Linked DNA regions of Homo sapiens: all the other regions are linked to region 4. A link is a contact called in ENCODE Hi-C or POLR2A ChIA-PET data. All regions are on one chromosome and are shown on one strand. The core of a region is the stretch at or near the end of the contact, and the rest is flanking DNA. Distances in the headings are between cores, read along the strand shown.

Region 1 (6,264 bases), core at 1,184-3,683, 180 kb before region 4:
AAAAATTATATTTCCACAAAAGAATGCATATTTAAGAGTCTTCTTTTACTTTCAGCCTCCATTATTCAAGACTTACTTACACGTATGGCTCCTCCAAAGCTTAATGTGGTTTACTGCCAAGAATGTCATACTGCATCCCCCAGTTTCTTTTTTTTCTCTCGTTGACTTTTATCTTAACATTAAAAAATTCCACCACATAATTCATATAACGGCTTTTACTTTCTTCTTGAAGACATTCTTCACAGACAACTCTGCCATTTCGTTCTAATTTGAACCAACTGCTTTCTAGGCCTATGGCATAGTTGTTATCCTGAGATTTTCACTGGTGTGTTAGTTAGGAATTCCGTTTCTGGGGTCTCATTTCATCCTCTTTCTTGAACTTCTATTTCATTTTGCTAGGTACATATTCAAGAACTCGTTTAAGTTAACCTTCCCAAGTCCTTAAATTTCTGAAAATGTCTTTTTTTGTTCTCACATTTGAGTGATCATTTGGCTGTTATCAAATTCTGGATTAGAAACTCCGAACTTTGAATGTATTACTCCACTGCCTTCTACCAACTACTGCTGCTGTGAAGAAGTCCAATGCCAGCGGACTCCTATTCTTTTTAGGTAACAACTTCTATGTCTGGAGGCTTTTAGGGTTTTTTTACTCTTGAAATTTTAAAATTACAAAAGTTGAAACTAAACATAGATGTTCTTTCATCTAATCTTGGCAATCAGAATGCTTTTAAACAAAAGATTCAATTTTTCAAGAAAGAGAAATTTCTCCTTTTATTTCACTGATTATTTCCCCTTCTATGTTATCTAATACAGCTCCTGAAATTTCTTTCAGTCAGACGCTATCACTCTGTGTTCTCCAAATCATTCTTTCCTTGCACATTTTTCCATATCTTTTATCTTTTGCTCTAACATTCTGAGAAAGATTCAAGAAGTTTTATTTTTGTTACGCAGATAGCTAGACTTTTTCACTAGCTAAAGTAACTGATTTCTTCAAATTACTCAAATTTGTGCTAGATAACGAGATTACTATATGTCATGAACCTCATTACCGAAACTACAAATTTCTTAGTGCTGCCACAATACCAAAATTTGACAGTGTGGATAAAGCAAATAAAGCCAGTCCTTCCTTTTCTTTTTTCGTTTTTTGTTGTTGTTGTTGTTGTTGTTGTTGTTGTTTTTTGAGATGGAGTCTCGCTCTGTCTCCCACGCTGGAGTGCAATGACACAGACTCGGCTCACTGCAACCTCTGCCTCCTGGGTTCAAGTGATTCTCCTGTCTCAGCCTTCCAAGTAGCTGGGATTACGGGCACCCACAACCATGCCCGGCTAATTTTTCTATTTTTAGTAGAGACGAGGTTTCACCATGTTGGCCAGGCTGGTCACGAACTCCCGACCTCAGGTGATCCACTTGCCTCGGTCTCCCAAAGTGCTGGGATTACAGGTGTAAGCCACTGTGCCCGGCCAGTCCTTTACTTGAGACTACTTGTTTAAAAACTTGAAATATTTAATATATACTAGAGAGTTCAGGGAATTTTTTTTTTTTTTTTTTTTTTTTTTTTGAGACGGAGTCTCGCTCTGTCGCCCAGGCTGGAGTGCAGTGGCATGATCTCAGCTCACTGCAAGCTTCGCCTCCCAGGTTCACGCCATTCTCCTGCCTCAGCCTCCCGAGTAGCTGGGACTACAGGCACCCACCACCATACCCGGCTAATTTGAATCCAGGGATTATTAAAAACCGTCTGTAACACTAAAACAAGGTAACCCAAACTATTTAAGTTCATGTACTATACTTAAGAAAATCCTTTGTTCTTCTCGTCATTACTTAATTCTAATGCTTTACTGAGAGCAAGCAAAGCATAAGTAATTCTCAGTGACTAGGTGAATTAAATCAGAATTGAGATCACTAAATTACCAAGTAAATGATAAATGACAGCTGGTAAACTGTCTAAGAAACATTAACTGTATAATAAATTTATGAAGATGTTAATGTAAAGCAACAACTGCACAAGTCAATTTCAAAATTAACGGCATACAATGTTTTAACAATAAATGGCATTTTAGGGCCAGGCACAGTGGCTCACACCTGTAATCCCACCACTTTGGGAGGCCAAGGCGGGTGGATCACCTGAGGTCAGGAGTTCAACACCAGCCTGACCAACATGGTGAAACCTTGTCTCTAATACAAATACAAAATTAACCAGGTGTGGTGGCACATGCTTGTAATCCCAGCTACTCGGGAGGCTGAGGCAGGTGAATAGCTTGAACCCAGGAGGCAGAGGTTGCAGTGTGCCGAGATCGCGCCATTGCACTCCAGCCTGGGCAACAAGAAAGAAACTCTGTCTCAAAAAAAAAAAAATGCTGAAATGAAAGAGGAAATCAAATTAACTACAGATAACCTTTTTCTCTGAAAACACTGTTTTCAAAACAGCAAACCTCCCTGAGACGAATGTGATTAAGAGCAGACATTAACAGCAAAGTTATTATCCTTAAACTTTCACATCACCTGTAAATACTCAAACCAGAAACAAAACTGCCTGAATGTGAAACTGTTTACTAAAAACAGAAACAGCGTTCTAACGGCTAGAAGGGTTTCTACTGGCAGTTCATTATGCAAAAGGAGAGGTTCCTTCAGAGTCTGCCAAGCTCTTCTTAGGGGACCTTCTAACAAAAGAGAGATGAGACATCTTTTTAGATAAAAGATTTAATCTTTCACCTACATTTAGTCTACAAAACAGCCCTTGTGTTTACTAATTTTATCTAAACCACTCAGAATTACACTGGCTTTATCAAAAATTAGCTGAATCTGATTTTCCACTCTTACTTTCAATTGTGCCCCAATCTAGTCTTCTGCTTAAATTATCTAAGGTAGTATCTTGCACTCAGTCACTTTTCCAAAGTTATCATGCCAAGTTAGAACTAAGGCTTCCACTTTGAGCAAATCACCTCAACAGAGTATACATTTCCTAGTCCAGAGAGGTTAGCCAACAGACAGAAATAAAGTCACAACGGCCTAGAATAAATTCAATAAAAATCCAACACTGAATTGAATGACATATACATATATATACACACACACACTATATATATATATTCTGATATATATATATCAGAATACCTATGTCTTAGACAAATCTAGTCTTGCCTAGAATTATTCATGTAGACAATTATAACATTAATTTTGTAAGATTTACTGAAGACAGACTATATAATACTATGATTAAAAATATTGACTATGAAACATGATGGCCTAAGATCAAATCATGGCTTTGTTACTTCACCTGCTGTGTGACTTAAGCCAGTTATTTAAAGTCTCTTTGCTTCTATTTCCTCATCTGTACAATGGGGAAAGTAATTGTGCCCCTCTCCTGAGGCTAATATGAGAATTAAAAGAATTAATGTATGTAAAACGCTTAGAATAATTCCTGGGACATGGTAAGCACCATACCATTATGGATTGTTATTATTTATGAAAACAAATGGGGTGACTAGTAACTACCAGGTTTTCCCAAAGGTATACAGCCTTTAAAATTATCCAACGAGTTGTCTATGTAATCCAGCTCTGAGCTCTTGCTAGCTAATTCAGTCAACCAATTATTTACTCAGCATCTGCTTTATGCCAGGCATTATGCTTCCACTGTCAAAGTCCCAATTCTTTTACTGGTGAAAATTAGTTTGAACAGCCACTTATTATTAAAGTTTACAGTCTGCATGCCATTCTGAATTGTAATTAAATAATTATTTCTTATTGATTTTATTCTTGGTTACTTCCTTCTCCCCTTTTCCATTTATTTAAAAAGCCCCAACTTTTCAATAATAGAAAATTTCAAACACACACAAAGTTTGAAAAAAGAGTATAATGAATTCTATATGCTCATCATCCAGTTTCAACCATTAAACATAAGAAAAATGTTATCTATATCCCACCCCAGTTATTTCAGAGCAAATCCCAGACATATCATTTCCTTGTAAGTAATCAGTATTATCTTTTTTTTTTTTTTTTTTTGAAACGGCGTTTCACTCGTTGCCCAGGCTGCAGTGCAATGGCGCAATCTCAGCTCACTGCCACCTCTGCCTCCCGGGTTCAAGCAATTCTCCTGCCTCAGCCTCCCAAGTAGCTGGGTTTACAGGCATGCACCACCATGCCCTGCTAACTTTTTACATTTTTAGTAGAGATGGGGTTTCACCATGTCAGTCAGGCTGGTCTCGAACTCAGGTGATCCACCCACCTCGGCCTCCCAAAGTGCTGGGATTACAGGGGTGAGCCACTGCACCTAGCCTAAACAGTATTATCTCTAAAAGATAAAAACTCTTTAACACATCATAACATTATCACACCTAAAAATTAATTATTTGGTATCAAATAATCAGTGTTCAAATTTCCCCAAAGGTCACAAGTGATTTTGTAGATTTTTTAAATCAATCCAGATGTGGCAATTAGACAATGTGTTGATAAAATGAAGATGACCTTGATAGCAGTGTCCGTGGAGTTATAGCAGCCGAAAGCCAGATTGCAGTAGACCAAGAAATTAGCAGAAATAAGGAAATAAAGGTGATTGTGTAGGCTCTTCTTTTTTTTTTGAGAGGGGGTTTCGCTCTTGTTGCCCAGGCTGGAGTGCAATGGCGCGATCTCGGCTCACAGCAACCTCCACCTCCTGGGTTCAAGCCATTCTCCTGCCTCAGCCACCTGAGTAGCTGGGATTTAGGGATGCGCCACCACACTCGGCTAATTTTGTATTTTTAGTAGAGACGGGGTTTCTCCATGTTGGTCAGGCTGGTCTTGAACTCCGGACCTCAGGTGATCCGCCCGCCTCGGCCTCCCAAAGTGCTGGGATTACAGGCGTGAGCCACCGCGCCCGGCGGCTCTTAAAAGGTTCAAATACGTGAAAGAACAGAGAGAAACTTCCAGGTACATGCAGGATCAAAATCAAAGAGAAGTCGACTGTGTTATAAACTGAAGAGAGGAAGAAGCTGAAGACATATGGGAAAATAAAGAGAAACTTAACAAAGTAAGATCCTAGAGATGAGATAGCACAAGATCAAAAGCACAGGGGAAGGGCTAACCATGAAAAAGGGAGGCCTGATACTGAAGGAAAGGAGGTTAAGATTAAATGTGAGATCAGACAAGTTTCTCTTGTGGCAGGCAGAGGTGAGGGGGGAGGCCAACACTTAAATCATCCCCAAGTTTTCTCAGTCCCTAGTTTTCTCAAGCATTAGGAGCAAAATCATTTATTAAAACCAGGTAATGCAGGCAAGTTTGGGTAGAATGCTGATGATGTCGGTAACATATAAGGAGACTGAGAGAAATAACTACACAGGTCAAAGAATTAATCCACATTCTAATCCTACACAGCTTTCAAATGTCACCCCTTCCAGGAGGCTTTTCTTAATTTCCTTAACCAAAGGTCATTTTTCCTCCTTGGAACCTGTGTTTTTATTTCTCGTAATAGTTTACCCATACTGTAATAATCTATGTATTTCCCTTTTTCCCAGTGGCTAATCCATAAGTACTTGGTAGGTGCTTACTTATCTGTGTGGCACAGGAAAGAATACAGTATGTTACAGCATATAATTTAGAGTCCTGTTAAACTTTTTTAAAAAGTAGCACAACTACACTGAAAGAAGAAAAGCTGAGAGGACACTGTGGCTGGGGCAATTAAATAAGGACAAACAGAGAACACTGGCTTGAGCTAGGTATGGAAGGGATGAGAAGGCATGACAGGAATTAACCTAAATAGGGAAGTATAAATAGTGAAGTGTGTCAAGGACTGATTTCAACAATCTTATAATATGAAAGCACTATTCACAGATAAAACTAAGCTCTTCCAATAGTAAAGAGGTTTTGGGAAAAAAAAAAGCAAAAAAAAAAAATTACTACAATGTGTGGGTGAACAAAAAAAGTGGCAGTTTTAATGTGGAGAAGGTCATTTTTGGGAAATTGATCCAAATAGTCAGGAAAATATGATAAAAAAAAAAAAAAAGCATGTAAGATTCTAGTGAACCAAGCAGGAAAAAAGAACTACATAACAGACAAAATAATTTAGATAGATTCACAGCTGGCTGAACAATGACAAGTATAGATCTTTAGTGACAAGGCTCAACAGTTTAATCAAAGTATTGATTAAAGTGATAAGAAAGAAGACTTACTACTAAGTTCTGAGGATTAACTGAAAAGGACAGCTTTAACAGTGTATGAAATCTTATTTCAAATGCTTACCACACAAATAAAAAACCATGACTTTTGCCATCCCAGATGTACGTAAGGAACATC
Region 2 (5,770 bases), core at 1,600-4,099, 160 kb before region 4:
GAACAAAAAGGCAGAAGATTGAATTAGTTCTCTGCCTCACTGCCTGAGCTGCAAAGTCAAGCTTTTCCTTACCTCAATGCCCCTGGTTCTCAGGCCTTCAGACTCAGACTAGAATTTATACCATCAGTTCTTCAGCTCTCAGGCCTTCAAGCTACAGCACCAGCTTTCCTGGGTCTCTAACTTAAAGACAGCAGGAACAGAACTTCTTAGCCTCCATAATCATGTGAGGCAATATCATATAATAAATCTCTTTCTAGACATATGTATCTCCTACTGGTTATTTCTCTGGAGAAACCTGACTAATACAATCAGAAAGAATACTCAATCCCATGAAAGGCAGACAAATAGGTACAAAGAAAAAGCAAATGAGAAAAAAAAGAAAGTAAATAGTAAGAAGGCAGATTTAAAAGCAAACATTTTGAGAATTATACATTTCATAATGCTAAAAAAGAGCCAATTCATCAGAAAGATGAAATCCAAAAACATACCAATCCTACACAAATTATTTCAGAAAGCAGAAAGGAAGGGTACTGTCCTGAACTCATTTTATGAAGCCAGCACTACTGTGATGCCAAAATCAGACAGTATCACAAAAAAAGAAAACTATGGCCGGGCGCGGTGGCTCACGCCTATAATCCTAACACTTGGGGGGCTGAGGCAGGAGTATCACTTAAGGTCAGGAGTTCAAGACCAGCCTGGCCAACATGTTGAAACCCATCTCTACTAAGAATACAAAAATCAGCTGAGCATGATGGTAGGCACCTGTACAATCCCAGCTACTTGGGACGCTGAGGCAGAAGAATCGCTTGAACCTGGGAGGTGGAAGTTGCAGTGAGCTGAGATCACGCCACTACACTCTAGCCTAGGCAACAGTGCGAGACTCTGTCTCAAAACAACAACAACAACAAAAGAAAACTATATCTAATGTTTCTCTATGACCAATAATGTAAAAATCCTTAAAAATATCTTAGCAAATTGAATCCAAAAATAAACACCATGACTGAGGATTATTCCAGCAATGGAAGGTTGGTTTAATATTCAAAACCAACGTGATTCACAACATTAACAGAGGAAAAAAAAAGAAAAAAACCACATGGCCAACCAAACAGACGCAATAAAAGCATCTGACAAATTGCAACATCCATTTTTGATAAAACAAGAGTAACTCAGCAAACTAGGACTATTTCTCTATCTATAAAAGGTTATCTACAAAAATTCTTCAAAAAGTGTCATATGTAATAAGATTCTCCCTAAGATTAGAACAAGATAAAGACATCTGCACAAATACAAAAGGGAAGACAAAAAAAAAAAAAAACAAAAGGTATACAGATTGGAAAGGAATAAACTGCCTTTCGTTGCAGATGACATAATTGTGTATGTACATAAATCCTAAGCAAATTACTAAAAAGCTATCAAAACTAATAAATGAATTAAGCAAGACGGCAAGATAAAAGGTCAATATACAAAAGTTAAATATATTTCATATTCTGGAAACATGGAAAATGAAATTAAGAATGCAGTTCCATTTACAAAATCATCAAAAATACAAAATACTTAGAAACAGTTAATAAGAGATGTGCAGGGAGTACACATGAAGACTATAAGACATAGCTAAGAAAGAGATCTAAGAAAACCCAGCTATATTTGTTCATAGATCAGAAGGCTCAATGTTGTTAAGATGGCAATTCTTCCCATAATGATCTGCATATAGAAGACAATCCTAATAAAAATCCCAGCAGAATATTTTATAGAAATCAATAAACTAATTCTAAAATTCATATGGAGATGCAAAGAACCTAACAGCCAAGGGATCTGAATGAAAAACAACAATGGTGAAGGACTTAACAATATCTGACTTAAAGAGTTATGAAGGGCTGGGTGCGGTAGCTCATGCCTGTAATCCCAGCACTTTGGGAGGCCGAGGCGAGTGGATCACTTGAGGTCAGGAGTTTGAAACCAGCCTGACCAACATGGTGAAACCCTGTCTCTACTGAAAATACAAAAAAAACTAGCCGGGCGTGGTGGCAGGCGCCTGCAATCCCAGCTACTCGGGAAGCTGAGGCAGGAGAATCACTTGAACCTGGGAAGCAGAGGTTGCAGTGAGCTGAAATCACGCCACTGCACTCCAGCCTCGGCAGCAGAGCAAGACTCGTCTCAGGAAAAAAAAAAAAAAAGTTATAAAGCTAGTCATCAAAAGAGTGGTACTGGTGTAAGAACAGACAAATATCAATTGGACAGAATAAAGTAAACACACACACACAATTTTCAAGAAAGGTTTCCAGGTAATTAAATGGGGAAAAAAAATCTTTGCAACAAATGATGCTACAACAACTGAATAGCAATATGCAATTTAAAAAAAATGACATGAAGACTTGAATAGATATTTCACAACAAAAGATATGATTAACATCAAATAAACACATGAAAAGACATTTAATATCACTAGACATTAGAGAAATGCAAGTTAAAACCAAAGTGAGATATTACTATACAGGCAACTGGCATAATAAATATGGCTATAATTTAAAAATGGACACACAAAGTGTAACTGAAGATGTGGAATAAATGATTATGTGGTGAACAGAATTCTTAGGTAGCCCTTTGAAATTCTGAACCCCTTGTATACATACTTTTTCTCCCAATTACTAAATCAAACACTCATCTAGTTACTGCTGCAGAAGGATTTTGCACATGTAATTAAGGTCCCAAATCAACCACCTCTGGATAAGATTTATCCAGGTGGCCCTGACCTGTAAGAGCCCTTTAAAAGCAATTTTCCCTGTGTGGTCTAAGAAGGTGAAAATGAAAGAGTCAAAGCAGGAGAGGAATTCAACACAAGGGAAGTGGAGAGGCCACATGGCATTGAATGCAGGCAGCCTGACGGGGATAAGAGTGACCTCTAGTGAACAGGAGCAAGGAAACAGAGTGCTCAATCTCATAAGGGCAAAGAGCTGAATTCTGCCAATAACGTGAACAGCTTGGAAAGCAGACTTCCCCAGAACCTCCACAGGAGAACTTGGTCTGGATGGCATCTTGATTTCAGCCTTGTGATACTCTGAAGGGAACCCAGTCATGCAGTGGTGAGCTTCTGATTTGCAGAACTATGAAATAATAAATGAGTGCTGTTTTAGACTACTATGTTTATGGGAATTTGTTACACAGCAACAGAAAACTAATATCCAAACTTATAGTGTATGCGGCTAAAAATAAAAACACTGACATACCAAAGTGTTGGTGAAGATGTAGAGCAAATGAAAATTTTATATCTTGCTAGTGGGAACTCAAAATTGTACCGCTATTTCAAAAAAACAGTGTGTTGGACTCTTAGTGTAACCAGAAATGAAAACATGTCCACACAGAAATCTGTACTCACATGTCCACAGCAGCTTTATTCAGCTTTATTCTTAATAGACCAATCTGGAAACAACCTAAATGTCTTCAACTGGTGAACAGATAAACTGTTATATCCAGACAATGGAGTACTATTCGGTAATGAATAGGAAAAGACTACTAATACACCCAATAACATAATGAATCTCAAAAGCAATATGCTAAGTAAAAGAAACCAGACACAAAAAGCTATGTGCTGTATGGTTCCATTTATAAATGCTACAAAAAAACAAACTACAGTAACTGAAAGTTAAGGTGTTGTGGGGTAGAGGGGGAGAACAGGGAGTGAACACAAAAGGGTACCAGGTAACATTTCAGGGTGATAGACCTATTCTACATCTTGACTGTGGTGATTACAAAACTATATACATTTATCAAGGCACATTAACTATGCACTTAAAACTAGTTAGTTTTTACCATAGGTAAGTTGTACCTCAATAAAGCTGATTTTTATAACTCAAAATATTAAGGACCTTAGTCCCAAATATAATGGAATTGCTTAATACATAATTTTAGTCTCCAGTTTAGAAACAATCTCATCACTTTCTTTAAAACAATAAAGTTTCACAGCTGTCATATTATTCAAAATTCAAACTATATGGATTTATTTTTATAAGACACATTTCAAGGTAATGTATTCATAGCAAATAACATTTTCCAGATTAATCTTACAGAATCATGAGACACCAAAAACTATTTACACTTACAGTAATCTTGACATTTATAATTCATCCCTTAGTCTCCTTCCCTGATTTTAAACTCCATGAAGGCACCAACTGTCTTACTATCTTTTGATATCCTTTGCCAGATTTAACATTGTCCTAAATTTACTTTAAAGGAAGAATTTGATTAGGTGCATGGTAAAAGTCTGGAACGGTTTAAGTCCTAATTTAAGCATCAATGCGTTAAAGTACAAGGTTAGATTAAGGGCATTAGAAGACCCGAATTCTTAAAAGTCCAGTTATTCAAGCACTTTAGATTTTCTCTTTCCTTTTGATGCTCACTTTTTATAATGAGTATTAAGCATTTGGATCTGCATACATTTTAAATAAGCAAACAGTACTCTAATACTGAAGTAATATTTATAGTTCACAAAGAGTCTATAACCAAATAAGGAAATGTTGTCATCTCTTAAACTCTACTAGATAAAGATGTCTAAATATTCTGACTGCATATTCTCTGAAATATTCAAAGCTTTACAGAATGCATCTATAAAGTTTATTTTTATTCTTTCAAACCTTGTCACTTTAAGATCAAAGTAACTCTAAACCAAAGAGAACCAAGTTTTTTCATTTCTTTGCCAGAAAATTTCTTTATTTTCCTGATTCCTACAGATCTGATCCCAAAACTGACAATCGTAATAGAATATTTTTTAAAAATGTTGAATAACATGAACTTGAAAAGTAAGTTATCTTAGGAATCAATCTAAATGTCTTTACCTGCTGAAAGCTTGATGACTGCACAATTAATGTAATTATCATAATGAAATTAATTTTTTCTAGGGTAAAGTCACTGACCATCTTAGTAACTGTTCTAGAACAGATTCTCCTTATTCTTAAATACAAAGCAAAAGGTGTTTGGATGCATGAATGTCGGGGACAGAAAAGATCAAAAGACAGAAACAAGAGATAAAAACCAATCATACCTATGACAGATCCAAGCTTCTTTAATGATTTTAGGAGGGAAAAAAAAAAAACCTTAAAATTTCTAGTCTGATAAATGCTGCCATAATTACAATCTATAACTTGAGTGAATCCATCCAGCAAATGTTTGAAGGCACATAATATGTTTAACTATTTTAAAGATCCTATTACTCACTTTGACAGTTAAACTATATTTCCTATTAAATGACACCTAAATTACCCCCATTCCTGTTTTTCCTTCTACTATTTAATGTTAACAACAATTTTTGTGTTTATCTTGTATTGTGCACAATTTCGCCGAACTTATTCATTAGTACTTTTATTTTTTGTAGATTTCTTGAAAATTTTCTATGTAGATAGTCATACCATCTGCAAACGGGATCCGTTTTTCTTCTTTCCAATCTGTATGCCTTTATATTCTTTTCCTGCATTACTGCACTGACTAGAACTTTCAGCACTACGCTAAAAAGGGCAGAAATCCTTGCTTTGTTACAGATCTTACAGAGAAAGTACTGTCTTTTGCCATTAAGTATAATGTCAGCTGTAGGTTTTCACAGATGTTCTTTATTCAACTGATAACATTTCCCTCTATATTTTTCTAAGTTTTTGTTTTGTCTTGGGTTTTATTCTTTAGTCTATTAATATAATTATACAGACTAAGTTTCAAATAGTGAACCAGCCTTGCACCCATAAAACCACCATAACTGATTATGGTGTATAATCTTTTAAAAATATTA
Region 3 (6,224 bases), core at 1,544-4,043, 260 kb after region 4:
TGAAAAGAGCCCCTCTCAGAGGAACATGAATTCTGAAAAATTGAAGCAACGGCAAACATGAAATTTATGGTGAAGCTTGGGTGGAAGAATGGTGAAATCACTGATACTTTACGAAGAGCTTTTTGTGGGCAATGACCCAAAGATATCAGCGGTTTACAAGTGGATACTCATTTCAGGAAGGGACGAGAGGATGTTGAAGATGAAGTCTGCAGCAGCAGACCATCCACATAATTTGTGAGAAAAAAATTAACCTTATTCATGCCCTAATTGAAGAGGACTGATGATTAACAGCATAAACATAACCAACACCACAGACACCTCAGTTGGTTGAACTTACTCATTTCTGACTGGCAGATTAAAGTTGAGCACACTTTCCACTTGATGGGTGCCAAAATTGTTGTGACCAGATCAGCTGTAGACAAGAATAGAGCTTTCAATGGAAATACGAAACAAGCGGGATCAAGATCATGAAAGATTTCTTTGAAGAACTGTAATAACAGAAAAAACAGGCTTTACAAGTGTGATCCAGAAGACAAAGCACAATCAAAGCAATGGCTACCAAGAGGTGGAAGTGGTTCAGACAAAGCAAAAGCAAACTAATCAAGAGCAAAGGTCATAGCAATAGTTTTTGGGGGATGCTCACAGTATTTTGCATGTGATTTTCTGTAGAGGGCCAAAGAATGAAATATCTGCTTATTATGAGGGTATTTTGAGAAATTAGCCAAAGCTTTAGCAGAAAAAATGCCTGAAAAAGCTCCACCAAAGAGTCCTTCTCCACCATGACAATACTACTGCTCATTCCTCTAATTGAACAAGGGCAATTATTAGCCATCCTTCTTACCATCCTGATTTGGCTCTTTCTGACTTCATTTCCTAATCTTAAAAAGTCTTTAAGGAGCAGCTATTTTTCTTACGTTAATAATGTAAAAAAAAAGGGCTTCATTGACATGGTTAAGTTCCCAGGACCCATGCCAGGCCTGGTGGCTCATGCTTGTAATCCCAGCATTTTGGGAGGCTGAGGTGAGAGGATTGCTTGAGGCCAGGAGTTTGAGACCAGCCTGAGCAACCTAGCCAGACCCTGTTTTAACAAAAAAATAAAAATAAATAAATAAAATAGAAAAATTCCCAGGATCCTTAGTCCTTTAGAGATGGACTAAATGTCTGCCATCATTACAAAAGCATCTTGAACGTGATGGAGCTTATGCTGAGAGCTAAAGTTTATGTATTTTTATCTTTTAATTCCATTTTCCCACAAACTTTTGGAAGTTCCCATGTGAGTGTATGTGTGTATGTGGAGCATTTTGTTTGTCCCTTCATCATTGATGGACATTTGGATTGTTTCCATGTTTTCGCTATGGTGAATAATGCTGCTATGAACATGGATGTACAAACATGCCTTTGAGACCCTGTGTATTAGTTCACTTGCACACTGCTGATAAAGACATACCGGAAACTGGGAACAAAAGGAGGTTTAATTGGACTTACAGTTCCACATGACTGGGGAGGCCTCAGAATCAAGGCAGGAGGTGAAAGGCATTCCTTACGTGGTAGCATCAAGAGGAAACTGAGGGAGAAGCAAAAGTGGAAACCCCTGATAAACCCACAGGATCTCGTCAGGCTTATTCACTATCACGAGAATAGCATGGGAAAAACAGGCTCCCATGATTCAATTACCTTCCCCTGGGTCCCTCCCACAATACGTGGGAATTCTGGGAGATACAATTCAAGTTGAGATTTGGGTGGGGACACAGCCAAACCGTATCACCCTGCTTTTAATTTTTTGGGTTAGACACCCGGAAGTGGAAACACTCGATCATATGGTAATTGTATTTTTTAACTTTTTGAGGAAACCCTATACTGTTTTCTACAGTGGCTTCACCATTTTACTTTCCTACCGACAGTGCACAGGGTTCCAGTTTCTCCACATTCTCACCAACACTTGTTATCATTTCTTTTTACAGCTGGATAATATTCTATTGCATGTATATACTATATGTATTTTGTTAATCCACTTAGCTGATGGACATTTGGGTTGTTTCTGTCTTTTGGCTACTGTGAATAGTGCTGCCATGAACATCAGTGTATGTGTGTCCCTGCTTTCAATAGTTTGGGGTTACATACCTTGGAGTGGGATTGCGGGACTATATGCCTCACGTTTTGAGGAATCTATGGGCTTGTAAAGGTAGACTGTGCTCTGTAAGTCAGCGCTGTCCGTCCCAGCCTTCTAAGCAGACATCCCTGGGCGGGGGTCCTTCCTCTCTCCAGTGTGCTACCCCGCCCCCTTGTTTGCTCTCCAGAAAGCACTTCTCTGAGCCTCTTTTACGGAGAGGTAGGGCAGCTGGCAACAAAGATGGCCCTGGTGTCCGTTCAGGCTGGCCCAGGGGACCAGGTTGGGGCCGGCCCCTGAGTGTCCCCTGAGGAGGTGTGTGAGCAGCGGGGGAGGCTCCTCGGTCCTTTGCAAGCTCGCGGCTGAGCGGGGCCGTGTCCGTCCACTCCGACGGCGCTGGGCTGCCAAGGTGAGCCGCCGAGGAGCCCCGTGCCCCGAGGCGGGCACAGCCGCCCTGCATGGGTGCCCCCGGCGCGGGATTGACGCAGAGCCCTGCCCGGAGCCCCAGCGACCCCGTTCCTGCCCCAGGCGGCCGTTCCGAAGCCTGAGCCGGGCAACGCGCAGCCCGCCTGGCCCGGCTCCCTCCCGCGCGTCCTCGTCGCGAGCTGCCGCCTGGGAGCTCCAGACGCTCCCGCCCAGGGCGATCCGGACGCTCCCGCCCAGGGCGATCCCGGCCTCTGCAGCCCAGCTGGCGACACGCCTCGCCAAGAGCCCGCACCTCGGCGCCTCACGGCCACCGGAGGCGGGGACAGGGAGTCCGGCGCGGGCCGGGTCGGGGGATCTGCAGCGGCGGCGCGAAGGTAACTCCCCCGCCAGAGCCGGGAAAGAGCCCCGAGCAGAGGAGGAAGGGAGCGGGGACCTGCCCTTCGCCTGCCGGCTTCTGGAAGAAGCGTCTCCTGATCCGGCCCCGGAATAAGAAACCCGGACCTTGCCTGCCGGGCTCCGCGATGCCGCAGGTACAGAGCGCGCCCTCCCGGGGAGGATGCTCCAGGGACCCCGCGCTGCACTGGCTGCGGCCGTGGGGTGCGGCGGCTTCTGAGTGAAGAGGGGACTTTGCCAGGGATTCACTCCTGTGAGTTTCTTCAGGAGAGCCAGGCTTCCCCTCCTCTGTCCTTAGGGGAAGCTGCCCAGGCTCCAGGGAGAAAGTTGGGAGCAGGCGGGGGACTTGCCAGCAGGGGTTTGTGAGAGAGGCTTCTAGCGATCGAGAGGTCACCAGGTGGGGGTAGGATTGGGGTTCCCCTCTGAACGGTGAGAATAAAGGAGAAAAGACCTCTGGACAATCATCCTTAATCTCGTGACGCCCTCCTCTCCACCCCCGAAGCTTCTGTATTCTTTGCTTTTAAACACTACTTTGACCCTTCAGGTAGCATGCTTGTAGGGGTACCCCTCCAGGAGTGGCATGCCTCTGCGACCCACGGGACCTGCAAGGAGTGGGGCTTGTCCCGCCTGGGTTCCAAGCCTGCCCCCCTCCTTCTTTTCAGCTGAGTTCTGCCTCTCCTCCCTGAGTGGGCAGAGGGCAAGGGCTGAGCCAGACAGAATTGAGAGCTCGGAGGAAGGAAAAAATCAGGGTAAGGAGTTAGGACAGAGAGGCAGCAATGGGGCTGAGCCTCACTGGGGCGCAGAGGGACTTTAAACTTGGCCCCAAGAAGACAGGCTCCAGATGTTTTGCCTCGGAGGAATATGGAGAGCAGGCTTTCCTGGGGGTGGGGAGGTGGGGTCCTGGGCATCTTCCTCATCTTCCTTTCCCAGGAAAACTCTGGCTTGCATTCTTCCCTCTGTTCTCCTGACATTTGTTTTAGGGTGCTCTCCAGACCTCAGCCCTCCTTCTACGTCCCACTCCCTGGTCTGATGTCTTCAGGGTTTGGGAGGGACTGCAGGGAGAGAGCAGGGGACAGGGGGACTCTGGCTGCCTCCCTGTCCCCACCAGGGCAGCTGACACCCCCCTAGACCCCTCACCCCAGCCCCATTATGTGGTGTGGTGGAGTCCCTGTATCAGGATTTCGCTCCCCTTCCTTGCAGCTGACAGAGGAGGCCTGAGAGCGCAGTAGTAACTCCTTGCAGTTCTAGGGTGTAACACTCTCCTCCAGGGAGCTCCAGGCTGTGCAGACATTATTGATCTCCTGCCTGGCAGAAGTTGAACCTCTGAGTGTTTAAGCTATTTACCCCTGGACACTCAACCAGCCAAGGAAAAATTTTGCTCTAGCGTCCCCATTCTCATCACTTGGTTAGTCACAGGCTGTGACTTTACCCTACAGCCTCTGTCTGGGGACAGGCCTTCATAAATGCTGTTCCCAGCTTCTAGGGTCATAGCAGGTTCTAATGTGGGAACAGGAAGTCCAGCAAATAGTGAGGAAGGTGGCTGCTCTATGGCTCTGTGATTTTAGAGCCATGTTCTGCCAGAAGAGCAAGGAGAGCAGACAGGCTTGTCTGAAAGCCCTCCCTCTTAAATAGCATTTAAAGAAATTTCTTTCTCTTCAGCCTCCCCACACTCCCAACTTTTGTCCTTGAGAAAAGGTGCAACACTTCTGAGTCTTCAGTGGAACAGAAATAAACTGAGCCAGTGCTTGATTGTCTCTATAGCAATCCACCCTTCCCTAATTGAGTATGTGGTTTTCATTCATTTTCTCTCATTGGTTCCTTTATTTCCACTCCATCACCCTATGTTCACTCTGGGCAGGGAGCTAATAGGTCTGCTTAGGTTACAGGGTGGTTTTGAATTTGGCCAGCTTTACTGCAACATATAGCCAACTGTTTGTATGTCTTTCAAAGGTTTAGAATGGAGCTCAGATACCATACCCCAAAGATGCTGGCAGAGACATTCTGACTCATTAAGGGAGAGCTGGCTGATAGCAGAGAGGGGTGACATCAGCCTTGCAGACATTGCCCTGGGGAATTCTGAGCAGTGTTGCTCACAGCACCACCTGGCCAGATGGAGACCACCATGGGGTTCATGGATGACAATGCCACCAACACTTCCACCAGCTTCCTTTCTGTGCTCAACCCTCATGGAGCCCATGCCACTTCCTTCCCATTCAACTTCAGCTACAGCGACTATGATATGCCTTTGGATGAAGATGAGGATGTGACCAATTCCAGGACGTTCTTTGCTGCCAAGATTGTCATTGGGATGGCCCTGGTGGGCATCATGCTGGTCTGCGGCATTGGAAACTTCATCTTTATCGCTGCCCTGGTCCGCTACAAGAAACTGCGCAACCTCACCAACCTGCTCATCGCCAACCTGGCCATCTCTGACTTCCTGGTGGCCATTGTCTGCTGCCCCTTTGAGATGGACTACTATGTGGTGCGCCAGCTCTCCTGGGAGCACGGCCACGTCCTGTGCACCTCTGTCAACTACCTGCGCACTGTCTCTCTCTATGTCTCCACCAATGCCCTGCTGGCCATCGCCATTGACAGGTGAGTGCAGCAGCAGTGGGGACAACAAAGGCGGTCAGGGAGGAAGGGGCATTGGAATTGCCCCCTCCTGTACTGCAGTTGCAGATTGATGAGAGGTGTCTCTATTCCCCCTAGATGTGGTTGCATGGGGGACTCAAAAGCTTGCCCATTGACTGACAGTGAGAAGAGTTCTCCTTTTCCAGCTTTGTTCAGACAGAAGACAGCAGAGCCCTCTAGAGTTGGGTGATGGGAAGCTTTTGATCTCCCTTGCTATGGATGTTTTCCTAGATATTACACCTTTCAAGGTCTAGAGTAGACAGGTAAGAGGAGATATCGAGGGAAACTTTAAGCGTCAGGCAGTTACCTCTTGAGTCAATGTGGAAATCTTGAAGGAGGTTTCTATCTCATCAAGACTTCCTCTACTAAAATATGACCTTCTAGCATCATCTGTTTTTAAATAAGATTCAAGGATTTATGACTGGCTGTGGTAAACAGTTCAAGCCTATAATCCCAGCAATTTGGGAGGCCGAGATAGGAGGAGCATTTGAGGCCAGGAGTTCGAGACCAGCATGGGCAACATATCCAGACCTCACCTTTTGAAAAAATTAAAAAATTAGCTGAGCGTGGTGGTGTGTGCCTGTAGTCCTAGCTAGTTGAGAGGCTGAGGCAGGAGGATCACTTGAGCCCAGGAATTCCAGGCTGCAGTGAGCTATGTTCATGCCAC
Region 4 (6,108 bases), core at 1,104-3,603:
CTTTGCAATCATCTCTTGACCAGAAGATTGCTTAAATGACTTCTCAAGGTCCCTGCTAGACTCTGCAAAGTCATGACAATCAGTGCAGGTGATGTCATCAAATTTTAATTTAGGACATATATCCATCACATTATTTCCTATTTAAAAACTTAAAATGATTTCCCATTAGCCAAATTTCTTACTGTGCCATCAAAGCTCTCCCCACCCACCCTTCACCTCCCTCCTCCTCTTATTTCCTTTTGCCTTCTTTCCACCAACTCCTCCCCTGCCCCATGGGGCTGCTTTATGCCTGAGTGCATCTGTTCACACTGCTGCCCCCTCAGCTTGTGCTGGTTCCTCTGCATCCTGCTTCATATGCTTGGCAAACGCCTACTCATATTTTAAGCCTCTGCCCAGTGTCACTTCCTCTATGAATCTTTTCCTGATGGTGATGCACAGCCCTCTTCTCTCACCTCCTTCACCTCTTTCACACCTTCAGATTTGACCCAGTAGTCTCGCAACTGACTTATAGCAGAGCACTTGTTACAAGACTTATTTATTACACCCATCATGCCCTTTTACACTCCTTGAGGGAATTTCTCCAACACCCAGTAGAGTACCTAGCATCGAGTAGGTGCTCAGTAAATGTTTGTTCATCAATGGGATAAGTGAGTGGGTTAGTAAAACCTATTTCTTTGATGCATGTGTTGCTTTTTTTTAAGACAAAGACTTTATTTTTTTATTTTTAAAGTTATTATTTTTTTATTTTATTTTTGTTTTTATTTATTTATTTTTTATTATACTTTAAGTTTTAGGGTACATATTTTTTGAGATGGAGTCTTGTTATGTTGCCTGGGCTGGTCTTGAACTCCTGGGCTCAACTATCCTACTGCCTCAGCTTCCAGAGTAGCTGGGACAACAGGTGTGCCACCATACCTGGTCATGTGTTTCTTCTTAAGCAGCATGTAGATGTTCTTAAAAACCCTTTACATAGTTTTTTGTTTGTTTGTTTGTTTCTAGTGGGTATCTATCCCACTTATTTTGTTTTCTCTTTCTTGAAATAACAGGGGAGACGAGACAAGTCAGACCTGTGGGTGAGCTGGAGTCAGTTCAGGGGTGATTGTCAGGGGCTTGTTCTTCGGTAAGGAGAGTTAACCTTCCCTGTGCTGGTCCCATCTAGGTAACTGCGTCATTGATTGGCTGGTATCCAACCAGTCTGTTAGGAATCGCCAGGAAGGCCTCATGATTGCTTCATCGCTGCTCAATGAGGGGTATCTGCAGCCTGCTGGAGACATGTCCAAGAGTGCAGTGGATGGAACTGCTGAAAACCCTTTCCTGGACAACCCTGATGCCTTCTACTACTTTGTAAGAAAAGCTCCCCATCTCTTCTTCCTGTAAGGGAGGCTGCCCTGAGCAGATTCTAGATTGATTTCAGTTCATAGACATCTATAGAGCGCTGTTAGGCAGCGGGTAGGGAGGTCAGCCAGGAAGAACAAGGGAATACCTGAAGCTCCCAGGCCCATTTAGAGCTTCTGTTATACCAGCATTTCCCAACTCAACAGCTGCCCTCTCTACAACACTCGCCCTGTCCAAGTGAATTTGTTATTATAAAAGGATACTACTGTTTACTTGAAAAAAAATTTTTAAAGGACATTTTAAAGTTTATTGTTTCCTATTTACTTATTATTATTTTTTATTTATTTAGATGTAGTCTTGCTCTGTCACCCAGGCTGGAGTGCAGTGGTGTCATCTCGGCTCACTGCAACCTCCGCCTCCCGGGTTCAAGCGATTTTCCTGTCTCAGCTTCCCGAGTAGCTAGGATTACAGGCATGCGCCACCACACTCAGCTAATTTTCGTATTTTTAGTAAAGACAGCGTTTCACCATGTTGGCCAGGCTGGTCTCGAACTCCTGACCTCAAGTGATCCACCTGCCTCTGCCTCCCAACTATCTATTCTTATTCTAAGCAATAATTCATTTATAAAACTGTCTTAGACCCTAGTCCATGGCAAGCATTCTCTAAGACAAGAAGATACAGCCACGTAGACAAGCGTACTGGAGGGACAGGCAAAAATCCTGCCCTACTGCAGCTTCCTTTCCAGACAGGAGTCTATAAATCACAGGTTTGATGTATTAAGTGCATTATTCCAAATGTATGTTAAAACACATGACTCTTAATACAAAATGTGTCCACAGATGTCACTTCCTGCAGTCATCTTGTGTACCTCCCACAGTATGCTTACCCACGATTGGGAAACACTATATTATACAATGTGAACCTGTTCTTAGGCCATGTGAGCAATGGTGGATTTCTTGGGGGATTTTGGCAGTTTTGTTTCTATCTTGGATCAGAGCACAGAATTTAGGAAGTTACCTAAGAGAACCATTCTTCTTATAAACATGAAGTGAACACCCTAGAGGGTTTCATTTCACTTTAGGGGAAGTTCCACAGTCTGTTTTTTTTTTTTCTTCAGTCCTTTGATCTGGTCGTTTATAGCCATTTCAATGCAGGATTCTAAAAATACCCATCACAGTGGCTCCTCTTCCTCGGTCTGATTCATCATCTACTTTTGCTGAGCAAGTCCCACTTCCCTCATAACCTCAGGGGAAGAGGCTGGACACATGCTGTCACTTTTCTCCAAGAGGGGGCTCAGTGGCAAATGTTGAGCTGGTGATAGTATTGCCAATGAGAAATTAGCCTGCCCTGCTTTCAAGGATGTGACCATGATATCCCAAGAGAAGGAAGGCTTTGAAGGCAGACATGTGCCTGGTTAGGAAGATGGAGCTAAAGTTAGGATACAGCTTGGGAGACCCTCCAGAATAAAAGGATATTGACAAGATCACACCTGAGTGGAGACAAGAAAGGAACAGCCCCGGAAGCAAGTAAAAGGAGGAGGAGAAACTCGCTCATCAAGGACCTTTGAAGTTCAGATTGGGATGTACACAGGAATGGAGGAAAAAGGAGGAGGCTGCCCTCATGGCTGGAGGGGAGGGGGAATGGAGATGGCACAAGTTGCAATGTGCCTAAGACTGGTGATGTTAGCTTGCTGTTTGATTTTCCAACAGCCAGACAGTGGGTTCTTCTGTGAAGAGAATTCCAGTGATGATGATGTGATTCTGAAAGAAGAATTCAGAGGGGTCATTATCAAGCAGGGATGTTTACTGAAGCAGGTGAGTGGCCACAACTGCTCCCATCTAGCCTTTTCCCTTTACAAGGTCCTTTTTGTTTCTAAGTTACCCAGTGACTTTTGGTTTGTTTGGTTAATAGTCAAGCAGAAAATGAAACCCACAAAGTGAAAGATAGATGAGTAGCTCTTTAGATATCAAAGTGGCTTTAGATCAGGAAGATTGAGTTTGACAGGGCAGAAGATGTCCCTAAAAGTAGGAAAATGCCTCTTTTATCAATATCATAGGAAAAAAAAAGGTGTTTCAAGAAAAATATGGCCGGAGGAGATAAATTGTCTAAGAGATGCCATCCAAAAGACAAAGCTGTCTCATGGTAAAAGTACTTCCATTTTACCTGTCCCTCCTCCCTTCAAAGCAACCAGGAAAACAGGAACAGGCTACACCCAGAAGAGGAACAGAGTACACCACTGAGAGCAAAGAAGAGTCATTCCAGTCTGTGCTTAGGGCATGACAAGACCAAAACCTGGGCATGCAGAGGCCAGTTCACAGGAACAGCAGGCAAAAGTCAAATGCAGATTGAGGGCATGGACAGAGTCCTGGGGGGATGTCCAGGTGTCCACAGGTACAGGCCACCATCAGTCTTGGAGGCAAGGGCTGGAGAGTGCTGAGGAGCTCTAGTCGGTTACCAGGTGCCAAGGCATATGATGCCAAGAGGTAAGAGATGGACAGGGGCCAAGATGACTGAGGAAGCCAGGACCAGTACCTGGTGGAGGAAGTCGCAGGAAGACATGAGAATATTCAGGGGGAAGCTAGTTGATACTTGCACAAGGCATCTTAGAGGCCAAGGCTGCTTTGCAGGACCAAGGTCTTGCCTTCCTGGCTGCACTGTGAGCTGCCTTAAAAGTGCTGCTCAGTATATAATGGAGAGAATCTGTTGCCATCAGGAGATTTCCATGTACTGTCTATAGGCTCCACGGGACTGGGGGATCTGATTTATTTCATGTTAGGACCCTGAATGTCCATCTTAGTGATTAATGGAATGGGCAAGGAGGGAAGAACCAGAGAAGAGCCCATATTTACATTTATAAAGAGGGACTCTGGGCTGGGATAGCTGAAAGGAGGTATAGGTATGGATTTTGAGTTTCACAGGGGGAAGTGGGACATTCGAATGGAAAAATTACCTTCATATCAGGTTTTAAGAGAACAGTGTCCTAAGAAATATATGGCAAGAATTTATAAAGAATTCATGGACTATTATAGTATTTTTTTATGACAGGGTGACCAGCTGGCTAGATTAAAAGAAAGGCATGGGGCAGAGCCAGCCTTATGCCGGGAAGGCTCGGGCAGTTGCCTACGGACAGTTTGCCCGCTGCTGCTTTCTCGTTGGTTTTGCCAAATATTCCTATGTTCCTGGCTCTTTGATTGCAGGTGCTGGAATGTGGCTGTTAAGACAAGAAGAGTAACTTGGGAGGAAATTTCTTTATTTTGTTGATTTCTTCCATAATTCTATATTGTTATCAGTTATTTCTTGAATTAGTTGATTGGGCAAACCCTAATCTAGAATGGGGCTCTTGGAAAGCCAAGGATGAAGGCTAACAGTAGATAAAGTTGGGACTGGACTGGAGCCACGTCTCAGTGAAGCAGCCCAGTAGGAGACCTGGGATGGTCAAAAATTGTGTGTGGGTAATGAGTGTCTGGATGTATTTTGAAGACAATAGGGACAAGGATTGAACTTATGTGTTTTCCTTTGCCTTCCTTTGTCTGGCCTTTGATAGGTACAATTTAGCCTTAGCTAGCTCGGTTGGTGCACATTTGGATCTCCCAGGGAACTGTTAAAACTGCATGCCAGGCCAATTTAATCAGAGCCTCTGGATTTTTACAGCTCCCAAGTGATTCTGATGTGCAGCCAAAGCTGAGAACCACTGAGCCAGCCTTTTTCTTAAAAGCTAATTTATTCTATTATCAGTATACAAGTTAAATAGTCTTTCTTAGAAGCTTCCTTTTTATGTGAAGAAAACAGAAATCTACGTGCATTCAGGAATTTTGTTCTTTTACAATATTCTTTCCTCTGAATTTTTTTTCAGAGGTTGGGGAGCAAAAACCTCTTCGATTTGAATTGACACTTCCCCTTAATGTTTCTAATCTCTTAGCTCAGTGGTTAGTAACCATAGTTTACATCAAAATCACCCAAGGGATTTTCAGAATTTTAAAAACTTTTTCTTAAAATTCCAAAAGTAAGCCTCCCTTGTGTTTACTGCTGGGAGTTAGCCAGGATTAACTTCATAGAAGGCTTGTTATAATGGGAAGCCTCACAGATGGGAAGTAGCTGTGGCTAACTGGAGGCCATTATCCCTGCCCCATTATTTTCTCATCCCAGGATAAATAATCCTACTTGGCAGCAAGTTTGAGGATGAATGATCTTAGATTATATTCAGTATAATCCCTTTTTACATAATTGTTTCTGTTATGACAATGAATAAAGCATCTGCTTGTTTAATTCTCAACCACATTTAGATTCCTTGAGGGAGAGGAACAATGTGTTATATATGCTTCTCTTGTATCTGCTGCAGAGTTCAGCATCCTTCTTGATTTATCATAGGCAATGAACACTTGGGGAGCTAATTAAGTCAAATATAAGTAGATGGCTTTGACAGTTCAGTAACAATTCTTGGAAACCTGAGGCATACATGCATTTCTTAATACTCCTTAGAAAATGCTCATTAAGTGAAAGATGACCAGAAATGTACCTGCTAACTTCCAACTCTTCAACACGTCACATTGTGATGTCAGTGAGGGCTTAAAGGGAATATGGTGGTTGGCTGATTTCACATCCTCCTGTTACCTTCCTCTTCCATTGGCTCATAATAAGTTGGTGATTGTCCAGCAATTGCATAATACAGCATGACATGTGTGTCTGTCAGTGAAGAGGAAATGGTATGGGGTGGCAACTTTAGTGTCGTTATTCTGAAGGGCAACATTAGTTAAGGCAAAGAGCAGCAATGTA

The links. Hi-C counts contacts between places; a loop is a spot of excess contacts on that map. ChIA-PET counts read pairs that join two places held with the same protein, here RNA polymerase II (POLR2A). Pooled maps may share reads with other maps.
Region 1: a pooled map shows a loop between it and region 4 (5-fold over the local background). The contact joins two enhancer-like sites. A Hi-C loop is called at or near these places in 3 of 37 single-sample maps with no recorded cell type and 8 of 50 pooled maps. POLR2A ChIA-PET finds 5 or more read pairs at or near these places in 4 of 52 experiments (CD8-positive, alpha-beta T cell, CD8-positive, alpha-beta memory T cell, T-cell and 1 more).
Region 2: POLR2A ChIA-PET joins it to region 4 with 34 read pairs in activated naive CD4-positive, alpha-beta T cell. The contact joins two enhancer-like sites. A Hi-C loop is called at or near these places in 2 of 50 pooled maps. POLR2A ChIA-PET finds 5 or more read pairs at or near these places in 4 of 52 experiments (CD8-positive, alpha-beta T cell, H1, T-cell and 1 more).
Region 3: POLR2A ChIA-PET joins it to region 4 with 12 read pairs in naive thymus-derived CD4-positive, alpha-beta T cell. The contact joins the promoter of PROKR1 here to the enhancer-like site in region 4. A Hi-C loop is called at or near these places in 1 of 168 maps with a recorded cell type or tissue (naive thymus-derived CD4-positive, alpha-beta T cell) and 7 of 50 pooled maps. POLR2A ChIA-PET finds 5 or more read pairs at or near these places in 1 of 52 experiments (naive thymus-derived CD4-positive, alpha-beta T cell).

The regions. Positions count from the first base shown.
Region 1 is chr2:68,201,263-68,207,526 of GRCh38, forward strand. The region is part of intron 2 of PPP3R1 (protein phosphatase 3 regulatory subunit B, alpha); the gene reads right to left. Among named protein-coding and RNA genes, the nearest start is that of PNO1, 47 kb to the left of the region's middle. RefSeq lists an enhancer at 4,306-4,806. Within about 2 kb of position 2,434, at least 4 of the 41 ENCODE cell types and tissues checked have a DNase peak (open chromatin) inside an H3K27ac peak, as active enhancers do; they include CD8-positive, alpha-beta T cell, where a contact is called at or near this core.
Region 2 is chr2:68,222,507-68,228,276 of GRCh38, forward strand. All of the region lies in intron 1 of PPP3R1 (protein phosphatase 3 regulatory subunit B, alpha), which reads right to left. Among named protein-coding and RNA genes, the nearest start is that of PPP3R1-AS1, 26 kb to the right of the region's middle. Within about 2 kb of position 2,850, at least 7 of the 41 ENCODE cell types and tissues checked have a DNase peak (open chromatin) inside an H3K27ac peak, as active enhancers do.
Region 3 is chr2:68,640,786-68,647,009 of GRCh38, forward strand. PROKR1 (prokineticin receptor 1) reads left to right here and starts at 2,794. Exons shown (of 3, transcript NM_138964.4): 1 at 2,794-3,063; 2 at 4,877-5,521. The coding sequence starts at 5,037.
Region 4 is chr2:68,385,343-68,391,450 of GRCh38, forward strand. It overlaps PLEK (pleckstrin), which reads left to right. Exons shown (of 9, transcript NM_002664.3): 5 at 1,160-1,344; 6 at 3,045-3,149. Among named protein-coding and RNA genes, the nearest start is that of PLEK, 23 kb to the left of the region's middle. RefSeq lists enhancers at 1,934-2,113, 2,134-2,553, 3,804-3,853. Within about 2 kb of position 2,354, at least 7 of the 41 ENCODE cell types and tissues checked have a DNase peak (open chromatin) inside an H3K27ac peak, as active enhancers do; they include CD8-positive, alpha-beta T cell, where a contact is called at or near this core.